Regions from separate parts of the Homo sapiens genome. Here region 2 is linked to region 1. The links are chromatin contacts, found by Hi-C or POLR2A ChIA-PET in ENCODE. All regions are on one chromosome and are shown on one strand. The core of a region is the stretch at or near the end of the contact, and the rest is flanking DNA. Distances in the headings are between cores, read along the strand shown.

Region 1 (5,724 bases), core at 1,757-4,256:
GAGACCAGCCTGGGCAACATAGTGAGCCCTCATCTCTACAAAAAATAAATTAAAAAATTAGCTGGGCATGGTGATATGTACTTGTGGTCCCAGCTACTGGGGAGGCTCAGGTGGGAGGATCAATTGAGCCCAGAAGGTTGAGGTGACTGTGAGCCATGGTCATACCACTGCACTCCAGCCTGGGCAATAGAGTGAGACCCTGTCTCAAGTAAATCAATCAATCAATCAATCAATCAATAGATAAATAAATAAAATGAATTCCCAGGGCTGAAACACTTACTGATTAAGGGCCTATTTCATGTGTGGCCCTGGGAAGGCTCTTGGGAGCCAATAAAAGGCTCTCTCCAAAATTTTTACTTTACTCATAGCCCTCGTGGGTGTCCAGGGGTCGTGCAGACTGGGGGTCCTTTCAGTCCATGGCAGTGAATTTCCCCCACGGTGCCCACTGATGATGGAAGAATACCAGTCGCTGTGTGCCTCACGATGTGCTGGTGCCCTGACCTCTGCAGAACATCTGATGGGCAAACAAGAGGGTAATCAGACCGGCAGGCATCTATTTCACAGATGGGGAAACTGAGGTAGGGAGTGGCAATGTGACCTTCCAAAGGTCACATAGTGACTAAAAGGTGGAGCTGAGACTCACAGGCAGAGCTTGGTAGCCCTGAGCCCCGGGCTGCCCTCCAACTCCTGGAGCCCTGGCAGTCCAAGTGAAGCTAGATGGGACCTGGCTGCACGTCTCTGCTCTCAGACCCCACCTCACATGTCACTCAGAGGCATCCTGGCTGGGGGGCTTGTTTGTGCTACAAGTCTAGTTTTTCATTTTTTTCTGGAGGTGGGGGATGGAGTTTCTGTCCCCCAGGCTGGAGTGCAGTGGCACGATCTCGGCTCACTGCCAACTCTGTCTCCCAGGTTCAAGCAATTCTTCTGCCTCAGCTGCCCAAGTAGCCGGGATTACAGGCGTGCACCACCATGCCCAGCTAATTTTTGTATTTTCAATAGAGACAGGGTTTTGCTGGACTCAAACTCCTGACCTCAAGTGATCCGCCCACCTCGACCTCTCAAAGTGCTGGGATTATAGGCATGAGCCACTGAGCCCGGCCTCAGGCATTCAGTTCTGTGATCAACTTGCCTTGGTTAAAACAAAGGAGCAAGAAATTTGTGGCAGGCATTTGATCCAGAAATGGGGTGAGCAGATGCGAGAGGGGAAGAAGGAGATACCAAGGTGGGCTGGGGGACCTGTGAGCCAGGGGAATTCATGTTTACAGGGCACTTGGCACCACGCTCTCGGTGGCTGTTATTGTGCCCATGGATAAGGAAATTGAGGCAAAGTGGCTGGCCAGCTGTGGAGCCAAGACTGGCTTTGGGTGTCTATGGCTCCCTGTCCAGTGCTCTTTGCAAGGCCAGCGAGTCCCTGTGGGCTGGGAGCCATTTTCTCCAGCCCTTCTCGGGTGGCCGTCAGAGACCCTGTCTAGCCGCAGAGCCTTCCCTTCCCAGAGGGCCCCTCTCCAGGGCAGAATTTCAAAACTAAAGCATGATGCTCACCTGGGACCCCAGCAAACAGCACAGGGGCCCAAGCCCCTCCAGCATTGTAGCAGTGGGTGTGGCTCTCAGGAATGCTGGGGCTGCAACCAGACAGACCTGGGTTCAAGTCCCGGCTTCACCGTCTACTCCCTGTCATGAACTTGACCACATTATGCATCCTGAGACTTGGTTTCATAGTCTGTGAAATGCAGGCAAAAAATATGCTGGGGAGGAGGGGATGAACTAGGAAGAGGAAAACTAGTAAAAATGAAAGTGGGCTGTGTGTCAATCCATCTTTCTGACCATCCCACACAGACTCCAGGCATGAGAAAGGCCACTAGAAGATCAGGAAGTGGAGGATTAACCCAGGCGGGGGCCCTGCTGGGAAACACAGGGCTCTACCCTGCAGGACCTCAGGGCCAAATCCTGTGTTGGGGCCACAGGATGGATTAGGCAGGCCTCTGCCTTTAAGGAGATCCCAGGCCAAAAGGAGAGGTGGGTTAACCTTACCCAGTCTAAGGGAGAAGGTGGACATTCCATCCAGTCTCAGGGGGGAGGCAGATACTCCATTCATTCTAAGTGGGGGATTCAGATGCTGTCTAACCTGGGCAGGGGACTGGAGGAGGGAAGAGCAATTGAGTCTAAGGAGGAAATGAACAGTCCATCCATTCTGGGGGTGTGGGAGCAGTGGACACACCTGTCCAGCTATATGACAGGCAGCTTTGATTTTGTATTTAGTGTTTCTGCAGTGGTTCAGAGTACCTGGTGTATATGCGAGGCTGCATGCATTCCCCATCATTTAAAAACTGTTTATAAAGCAGCTCCTCTGTAATCCTAGCACTTTGGGAGGCCGAGGCGGGCGAATCATCTGAGGTCACGCGTTCAAGACCAGCCTGGCCAACATGGTGAAACCCCGTCTCTACTTAAAAATACACACACACACACACACACACACACACACACACACACACACACACACAAATTAGCCGGGCATGATGGTGGGTGCCTGTGGTCCCAGCTACTCGGGATGCTGAGATGGGAGAATCAGGGAACCTGGAGACGGTGATTGCAGTGAGCCAAGATCACGCCACTGCACTCCAGCCTGGGCAGCTGAACGAGACTCCATCTCAAAAATAAAATAAAGTAACGTAAAATAAAATAAAGCAGCTCCTATGTGCTGGCTTCATGCCAGGTACTGGATGGAGGGTGATGGCCTTTGAAGCTAGCTGGGTGCTTTGGAAGCAGGCAGTGAGGTGGGAGTTAAGGATCCTCTTTGGGATTCAGAATGCAGAGGGGAGTGTGAACTGAGAACCCCTCTCTTGGGGCTGCCGATGTCAGGAACCCAGAGCACCAGAAGTTTTCCTTTAAGCCTTGTCTTCCCACAGTGCTTCCAAGGACAGGACACTGCAGGTACAGTTATCTGCTCTGTCACATCTGCACAGCATTGGTCATCTTGTTCTCTTCAGATACTGGACACTTGAAAGTTTGTCTCAATGATCTATTAATGCACTCAAACCACACTAAATTAGCTTTGTCATCTGGTCCAGGTTAGGCTGGGCAATTCTGCTGGTTTCATTTAGGCTCACCCAGGCAGCTGAAGACACCTTGGTGCAGCATGGTCTAAGTTGGCCTTGCCTGGCCTGGGGTAGCTGCCGTTGGCTGAGCCGTACATCTCCAGCAGGCTAGCCTGGGCTCCTCCATTGGATGCAGCCTTCCCAGAGCAAGCCACATGTGCAACCGCTTCCCAAGCCGCTGCTTACATTGCATTTGCTGCTGTCCCATTGGCTAAAGCGGGTCATGTGACCAAGCCGGCGGCCAATGTAGGAGAGGATTACACAAGAGGGGTGTGGCTCCTGGGCACTCATGGCTGTACCAACCTACGACCAATTCCCCTGAGCGCCAGGCTGTTTCCTGCCTCTGCACCATCGCCCAAGCTTTCCCCTTCGCTTGTTATGCCCTGCTGGGCGATCTCCTACTCGGGCAAGTCACAAGCTTCTCTGTGTCTCAGCCTCCTCCTCTGTAAAATGGGGATCACATGAGTTTAAGTTATTCTGAGGATTAAACAAGTTAACACACAAACATTTAAAACAGTGTCTAGCACGCAGTAGGTCCTCCAGAGATGCCAGCCATCACCATCACAGTGGTGATTCTTGGTATGACGACCCCTGCCCTCTTCAAAGCCCCGTTTAAGGAATCTCCTCTCTGAAGCTGTCTCTGGTTCTCTCCAGGCAAGCATCCTCCCCCAGGCCTGGCCCTATAATTATCTTTTCCTCATCCACCTACTCCATCTACAGTAGGATCCAGAGGGAAGGGAATCCCAGGGCCCAGCCCAGGGAGTGCGAACTATCTGATTTCCTCTGCAATTAGGGAGGCAAGACAGTCCTCGGTGGCCCCATTTGACAGAGGTGAAAACTGCCGCTGTAGGAGATGTGCTGATTTGCCCGGGGTTGCGCAGCTGGTAGGTGGGTGAGCTGGGAGTGGAGCCAGGTTGGGCTGTAGCAGCTGTGTTTGCCCTGCCTCACTGTCCAGCTCCCACCTGGGCCGGGTGTCGGGGTCTCAAAGAGAAGGCAGATACCGGCTCTGCCGCACAGAGCTCACAGTTTGGTGGAGGAGGAAGGCTCAAGCAGAGAGCAGGAGGTGTGAGTAGCTCTGTGGGCTGTGGGGGCCAGATGGGTCCTCGACCCTGCGGGGTCAGAGCTGGCTGCCCAGAAGACATGAAATGGAATAAGCAGAGTGACATGCTCTGGGCCACAAACAGGGTGTGTGGCCGCCCTGAACACATCACTGCAGCCACCTCCACAGCCACAGCCCTAGCCCTGTGGGTCATGGGGATGTGACCCTCCCCACTACCTCCCATCACTGAGGACACACCTCCTGGGCCTCCAGTAACTACCCAGGCCTCCACACCTGCTACACCATGATGGTGCAGCCCGCCTCCCCAACGCCTTCAGCCCTGTGGAAATTTTCTCTGGAGATTCTAATACCCCGGCCTCCTTGAGGTCAGTGTCTGCCCAGAGCCTCCCGGCAGGAGAGAAGAAACCCCACAGCTCTTTAGGGAATGCCTGCCTGTCCAAATGGACAAAGACAAGCTGTGCAGAAACCTCCCCTGGGAGGACTGAGCCATCACCTGAGGAATGGGAGTCTGTGGAAACGTGAGTCACCTCTGTGGGAATAAAGCCTTTCATCTGGACATCGAAATGGCCACCAGCTCCCTGAGTGACTTTGGGCAAGTCATGCCCCACTCCAAGCCTCAGAAAGCCGACCTGTGAGATGAGGATGAAAGTAACCCCCTCATGGGCCTGCCATCCCACCACCATGGCGCACTCCACCTGGTACGTAGTCAGTATTCAGGGAATGGTGGTAGGGCAGTAGTGTGAATAGCTTTAAACTGCAGGAGCTTTTAAAAACCTCTAGAATCTGCTGGGAAGAGTGGGGAGCACCTCAGTGACCAGTTAATGCATTAGGTAGTGGCCACGACTTTCACTAGCATTTGAGGCTTTATGGAGGGCTTGCTGAGAACATAGCAGAGTGCTGGGTATTGAAGCCCTGAAGAGTCATGTACAATCCACTTATAACCTACGCTTGCTCGCTTTAAAACAATACTCCTTTGGCCGGACACAGTGGCTCACGCCTGTAATTCCAGCACTTTGGGAGCTTGAGGCAGACGGATCACAAGGCCAGGAGTTCGAGACCAGCCTGGCCAACATGGTGAAAACCCGTCTCTACTAAAGATATAAAAAATTAGCCAGGCATGGTGGTGGGCACCTGTAATCCCAGCTACTCGGGAGGCTGAGGCAGGAGAATCACTTGAACCCTGGAAGGGAGGTTGCAGTGAGCTGAGATCGCGCCAATGCACTCCAGCCTAGCGACAGAGTGAGACTCCGTCTCAAAAAAAAAATTCATTTAATTGTATTTTACAGAGGGAGAATTTATATGTAGGAAGATTACCCTGTGTTAGGTTGGTAGGGCTGCCATTACAAAATATCACAGGCTGGGCTGGGGACTTCCACAACAGGAGTTTATTTTCTCAGTTCTGGAGGCTGGAAGTCCCAGATCGAGGTTTCGGCAGGGCTGATTTCTTCTGAGCCTCTCTCCTTGGCTTGCAAACAGTAGCCTTCTCCCTGCATCTTCACATCCATCTTCCCTCTGTGCCTGTCTGTGTCATTTTCTCTTATAAAGATGCCAGTCGATTAGGGCCCACCC
Region 2 (5,636 bases), core at 2,969-5,468, 33 kb after region 1:
TCTCTGAGCGTCAGTTTCCTCTTCTGTACAATGGGGGTAATAACGGGTCCTCCTTCCAAGGGCCAGAGTGTACCTAAGTGAATGTGCTGGGCACAGTGTCTAATGCTCTGCAGATTGTCGGTAAAGGGAGCTCTTCCAACCTGGCCTGCAGTTCCCATCCTCCATCAGTCTGTGAGTGCTGCCCCTTCTCCAAAGCCCTACCCAGGGACTGGCCCAGGAAGGCAGTGATACATGCTGCTGGGGCCAGGAAGCTTTGTTTTTCATGTAGTCCCGGGGCTGTGGCTTGGGAAGAAACGCCAGCTACGTGGGGAGGGTTGCCCAAGTGCCTGGATTGAAACCCTCGTCCCCTCACCAGCCCCGCCTGCCTCCCGGGGGGACAAAGAGAAGGTCAGCCTCTCTTCTGTGGCCAGCAGCTGTCAGTGACAGGACCCAAGTGCTGCCCTTGGTTTCTTTCTTCTATGCGGATGTGGCCCTGGTGGCTGCCAGCCCTCAGATGGACAGGAACAGCTTTCCGCTGCCCTCACTCCAGGGACGCGTATGCACCACTGACCCACATCTGCCAACCAGTCCCACAAGATTATGCAGGCAAGGGCAGGGGTCTGGGAGCCCCATTCCTGTCCTGTCTGCCTGTTTCAGGAGCTTCTCCAGGCCTGGGGGGTGGGGGATAAACCCCACCCAATGCTTGACCTCTTCCTGGACTGCCAGCCTCAGGAAATCCTGCCTATAATTTGTCACACATTCCCTTGGGGCTGCTAAGCTTTTATTTTTAGGATTTATTGAGCACCTCCTGTGTGACCCAGGGTCATCTCATGAATTACTCTACCCCATAACCTGGGGGCAGGGTCATCCCCATGGTTTAAAGACAGGGGATCATGGTGCAGAGAAGTGAGGTGGCCGCCTGAGGTCACACAGCCAGGAGAGGGTAAGCTGGGAATGGAATCCAGCCTGCTGACTCCGAAGCTCACTGACGCCAGGAAAGGACTCTGAACTCAGCAAGGGAACCCCTACCTGTTACAGACGAGAAAGCTGAGCAGCAGGGGGAAACTGTCAGCAGCCATGGGTGGCAGAGCCCGAGTTTGAACCCGAGCCTGTAAACTGAGACCAAGGACTCTAAGGGGACAGAGCCAGGTTGCCTGCAGGGTCTAGCAGTGGATACGGGCCAGATCTTGGACTCTGGATAATCCAGTTCAAATTCCATCTTGCCCTAGCACCGTGCAGCACACACAGTGAACGTGCAGTAAACATGGTAGAGTGGATGAAAGCGAGGCGGGAGTGAGGACGACCTTGTGAGTGCCCTTGATCTGGGTGACCAGAATGACACACTAATGAGCCAGGCTGCCTGGAGCTCTCTTATCTTCATATTCAAATGGCACCCCCCCTCCCCACCAATTCCTCTGGCCATGGTTGATTGGGTTAAGGGTTGGCACCAACTGGGTCAATCACAGTCCACCCTCCCTGGCCATGGAAGAGTGGCCCAGGCATAGACAATCTAAACTGGGCCAATGAGTCTCAGCCCAGGAATGTTTTTTTTAAAACTTGGGACACAGAAGGTTGAGTTCAGAGCCTATAAAATACAAAACTCAGGGGCCAGAGGCAACTATGTTTCCATTTATGTAGCAGCAGTGACGGTGACAGCAATAGTCTCCATTAGGATGGCTTTCTCCTGCAAGTCAGAACAAATCTGTCCCTCAATGGCTTAATAACTAAAGTTATATTTTCCTCATGTGACAAGACATCTAGAGACAGGTGACCACAGGCATTGGTTCGGCCACTCAATGAGGTTAGAACTGGAATTTTGTGGTTTTCTTGCCTTTCTCTTATGGGTATAAGATGGCTGCCTCTGCTCCAGTCATTACATCTGCATTCAAGGAAGGATAAAAAGGGGAAGGGCTAGGCCAGTTGTGTTCGACATTTTTTTTATCAAGGATACAAAAACTTTCCCAGAACTCATAGCAGGTGTCTGCTTACATCTCATGGCTGAGATGGTGAGGCTGGGAAAGAGCATCCTGCTGAAGAAAATCAGGGATTTTATTTTATTTTATTTTATTTTATTTTATTTTATTTTATTTTATTTTATTTTATTTTATTTTATTTTATTTTATTTTAGACAGGGTCTGGCTCTGCAGCCCAGGCTAGAGTACAGTGGTGCAATCATACCTTACTGCAGCCTCAACCTCTTGGGCTCAAGTGATCCTCCTATATCAGCCTCCCAAGTAACTGGGACCACAAGCATGCCCCACCATACCTGGTTAATTTTTTCATTTTTTTGTAGAGGTAGGGTCTCGCTCTGTTGCCCAGGCTGGTTTCCAACTCCTGGGCTCAAGTGGTTCTCCTGCCTCGACCTCCCAAAGTATTGGGATTACAGGTGTGACCCACTGCAGGGCTCGGCCAGGGCTCTTTTAAATGAGAAGGGATGCTAGGTGGGCAACCACCTGCCTCTGTCCTGTGGCAGTCTTCAAGGAGTAGCGATAAGGGATGGGGAGAGGCTTGTGGTGACATCTGGGTGGCTGATTCTAGATTTTGGCCCAAACTTTCCCTTGGATTCTGTGATTCCTTAAACACTACTTTTGGGCTAAGGTGGTGTAAATGGGTTTCCACACTAGCTCAAGAACTGCTCTGGATGCCAGGCCCATTGGCCCCTTCTGAGGACGGTGGCTGCCTAGGAATCTGTGCCCATCAGGGGCCATGATTTGGGTCATGATCTGGTCACCATGCCAACAGTGGGTGGCCCAGTAACCTAGGACCCAGGACCTGGCAAAATGACAGTCTCCTCTCATGGAGGGAAATGCAATGGGGTAGCCCAGCCCCAGGCTTCCCAAAGACAAAGGAAGAGGTCTCCAAAATGTGCCAATGTGCTGGGTGGCAGACAGCAGCCACTACCCACTCTGGTGGAACAAGAACTGTGAGAGACTAAAAGGGCCTCTCCGGGGAATGCAGGAGATGGGGCCACGCTCAGTTCTGTGAGATCATGTCAATCTTGGTGCTCCAGGCAGAATTGGCTTCATATGGGGATAACAGACTATAGAATTTGATGACCTGGGTCCAAAGCCTAGCTCGTGCAGAGTTAGCTCTCTGAACTTCAGTTTCCCCACCTGTCAAATGCGGCCAATAATAGTTCCCATCTCTGTTGGAGATTTAATGAAATGTAGTAAAGCACTTGGCATACTGTCTAGAACATGGTAAGTGCTTAAGAAATAGCAGTAGTTTCAGTAGTTTTCTAAAAAATTGTTTTTGTTTTAGAGACGGGGTCTTGCTATGTTGCCCAGGCTGGACTCAAACTCTTGAGCTCAAGTGATCCTCCTGCCTCAGTCTTTCGAGTAATTGGGACTAGCGGTGGGTAATAAATAATAGTTTTAATATTATGATTATCATAGGCCCTCAGGAAACATTTGTTAAAAGGAAGTAAAAATAAATTAGGTCCCAACATTAGCCTTGTCACAGCTTGGGGTCACAAATATGGACATGGTAGGGTGTTGCTGGGCTGGGCAGGAAGCAGTTAGTATTCCCCAGCTCTCCTGGGTAGGCTCTGGCTGAGGGCAGCACGATGACTTCACAGGCAGATGTTCCCTGTCTCCTCTTTCGGATGAATGACGGGCAGCATTTGCCACCATAACATGCTTCTGGAGGAGCTGCTGGACTGCCCCACATGGCACAGGCCAAGAAAAGAGCCTCTTGACAGCTCTACTCCAGTATCTGAAATGCACCAAACAGCCCTCCAGAAAGACCTCCTCACATTCTCTGAGCAAAAGGCACCACTGCTCAATCAGAAACATGGACTCTGTCCGCGATGCCTCCTCTTTTCTCATTCCACTTCCAATCTATCCCAAGTCCCACGACTTTACCCCAAAGAGCTCTCTAGTCTGCACCCCTGTCTCTGATTCATCACCCAACATCCATCAGGTTGGCAGCTGTAACAAACAGTCCCAGGTCTCAGGGCTCAACACAAGGAAGGTTTGTCCTTTTCAGCACAGTCCAATGCAGTGAATGGTGAGTCTCTGCTCCATACAGTCATTCAGCAACCCAGGCTCCTTCCAGCCAGTGGCTTTGCCACCCCTCAGGCCTTGGAGTTCTGCATTGGACCCTCTGCAGGAGGCAAGCGGGAAAGAGAAACAGCCCAGAGGATTGTATGGGAGAGTTTCCTTGGCCAGGGCAGGAAGTTCCTTACATCACTTCTGCCCACATTCTATTGGCCGGAACTAAATCACATGGTCCTACCTCACTGCAGAGGAGCCTGGGAAATGTAGTCCAGCTGAGTGCCCAGGAGAAAAAGGAAGTAAGGCAAACACACAGCATTGTCTCTCCAGAAACATGCTTGTCCACATCCCCTTCATCTCTTGCCTGGTCTCCTTGAATTTGTTTCGGCTCTCTCCCGACTCTTCTCCAAAGAGCAGCCAGAAGGATGTTTTCCAAGACCAGAATCTGATCATAGCCTTTGTCTGCTTCAAACCCTCCCATGATTTCCCACTGCTAATAGGATACAGGCCAGCTTCCTTCCCAGCTAAGTTACGTGTGAACTGGCCACTGCTGACCCCTCCACACCCAGTTTTTCCCAGTTAAAAATCTCCCCGTTTTTCAGCTTGAGAACGTTGGTGATTTTCTTATTCAAGGTTTGCTCATTCAACAGAAATAATATATATGTATTTTTAATTAAGGTGTTCTAGGAGATCTTTTGAAGAGTTATGTAAATATAATATGAGAATGTGTTTGGGATTTTTTTTTTTTAGAAACTCAAGCCTTCTGAGTTTAGAAACTCAGGCCTTCTTTATTTCTAAAAGAAAAAAAATTTTTTTTTTTTCCCCTCAGACTAGGTAGGGTCAAATTGTGTCTCTGAAGTTCCACAGCAAACATTTGAACAATACATCTCCAGGCCTTGCTGTTCAAAGCCCCTTGCAATCAAATCTAATCTTAACCCAGCTTCCCAGCTGCAGGTGGTGATGTGTTGGTGAACTGGCTCTCTGGAGGGGGAAAAAAATGTTCTGACTTGTAGAGTCTGCCGATTTCCATGGTGCAAATACTTCCACAGTGGCAGATTTCAAGCTCCCAGGGTGACATTGTCAAATGCAGCATTGGAAGAGAGATGCACAGTTGGCTCTCATCAGCCAGTAGGACCAGCCCAGAGACTCTGACACTGAGATAATCTGGAAATTCCCATTATGCTGATGAGTTAACTCGGGCTTGATGAGGTTATGTAATTTGCCCCAGATCACACAGCCACAGAGTGGCTAAGCCAGGATTCAAACCCTGCCTGTATGGATCCAGCCTTTGTATTTAAGCACCTTAGTTTCCTGCCCTTTCCTTCTTTCTCTTCCTAACCAACTCCTGTTCATTCCTCGAAGCCCTGCTCAAGAGCCCTACTCACCTCTCTGAAGCCCTCCCTGACTTCTGGAAGACTTATTATGCCAAATAATGTTTAGATATGATATGATAGAGAAAGAAGTTGGGGTGGAAAGGAGATTTTCTGGGGAGCTGAAGAGAGAGAAGTTGGGGGAAAAGAGTGGGAGATGATGGAACAGAAAGCAGAAAACAGGAAAAAAAGAAAAGCAGCAAAGGAGATGTAACATGGCCACTGCAGATGTGTTAAATAGAACAGAAACTAAACAGCATATCCTCATAAGCCTTCTGAAACATGCTGCCCA

What was found. A loop is a pair of places that touch in the nucleus more often than their neighbours do. ChIA-PET counts read pairs that join two places held with the same protein, here RNA polymerase II (POLR2A). Pooled maps may share reads with other maps.
Region 2: a loop to region 1 is called in a pooled map, with 2.1 times the contacts of the local background. The contact joins the enhancer-like site here to the promoter of LINC01267 in region 1. A Hi-C loop is called at or near these places in 6 of 168 maps with a recorded cell type or tissue (Calu3, Right ventricle myocardium inferior, ascending aorta and 3 more) and 1 of 50 pooled maps. POLR2A ChIA-PET finds 5 or more read pairs at or near these places in 4 of 52 experiments (H1, MCF 10A, OCI-LY7 and 1 more).

What each region holds. Positions count from the first base shown.
Region 1 is chr3:14,349,850-14,355,573 of GRCh38, reverse strand. It overlaps LINC01267 (long intergenic non-protein coding RNA 1267), which reads left to right and starts at 3,006. Exons shown (of 3, transcript NR_110135.1): 1 at 3,006-4,853. RefSeq lists enhancers at 776-1,333, 1,334-1,891, 2,452-3,009.
Region 2 is chr3:14,318,358-14,323,993 of GRCh38, reverse strand. No RefSeq gene overlaps it. Among named protein-coding and RNA genes, the nearest start is that of LINC01267, 31 kb to the left of the region's middle. RefSeq lists enhancers at 461-1,054, 4,083-4,142, 4,163-4,472. Within about 2 kb of position 4,218, at least 3 of the 41 ENCODE cell types and tissues checked have a DNase peak (open chromatin) inside an H3K27ac peak, as active enhancers do.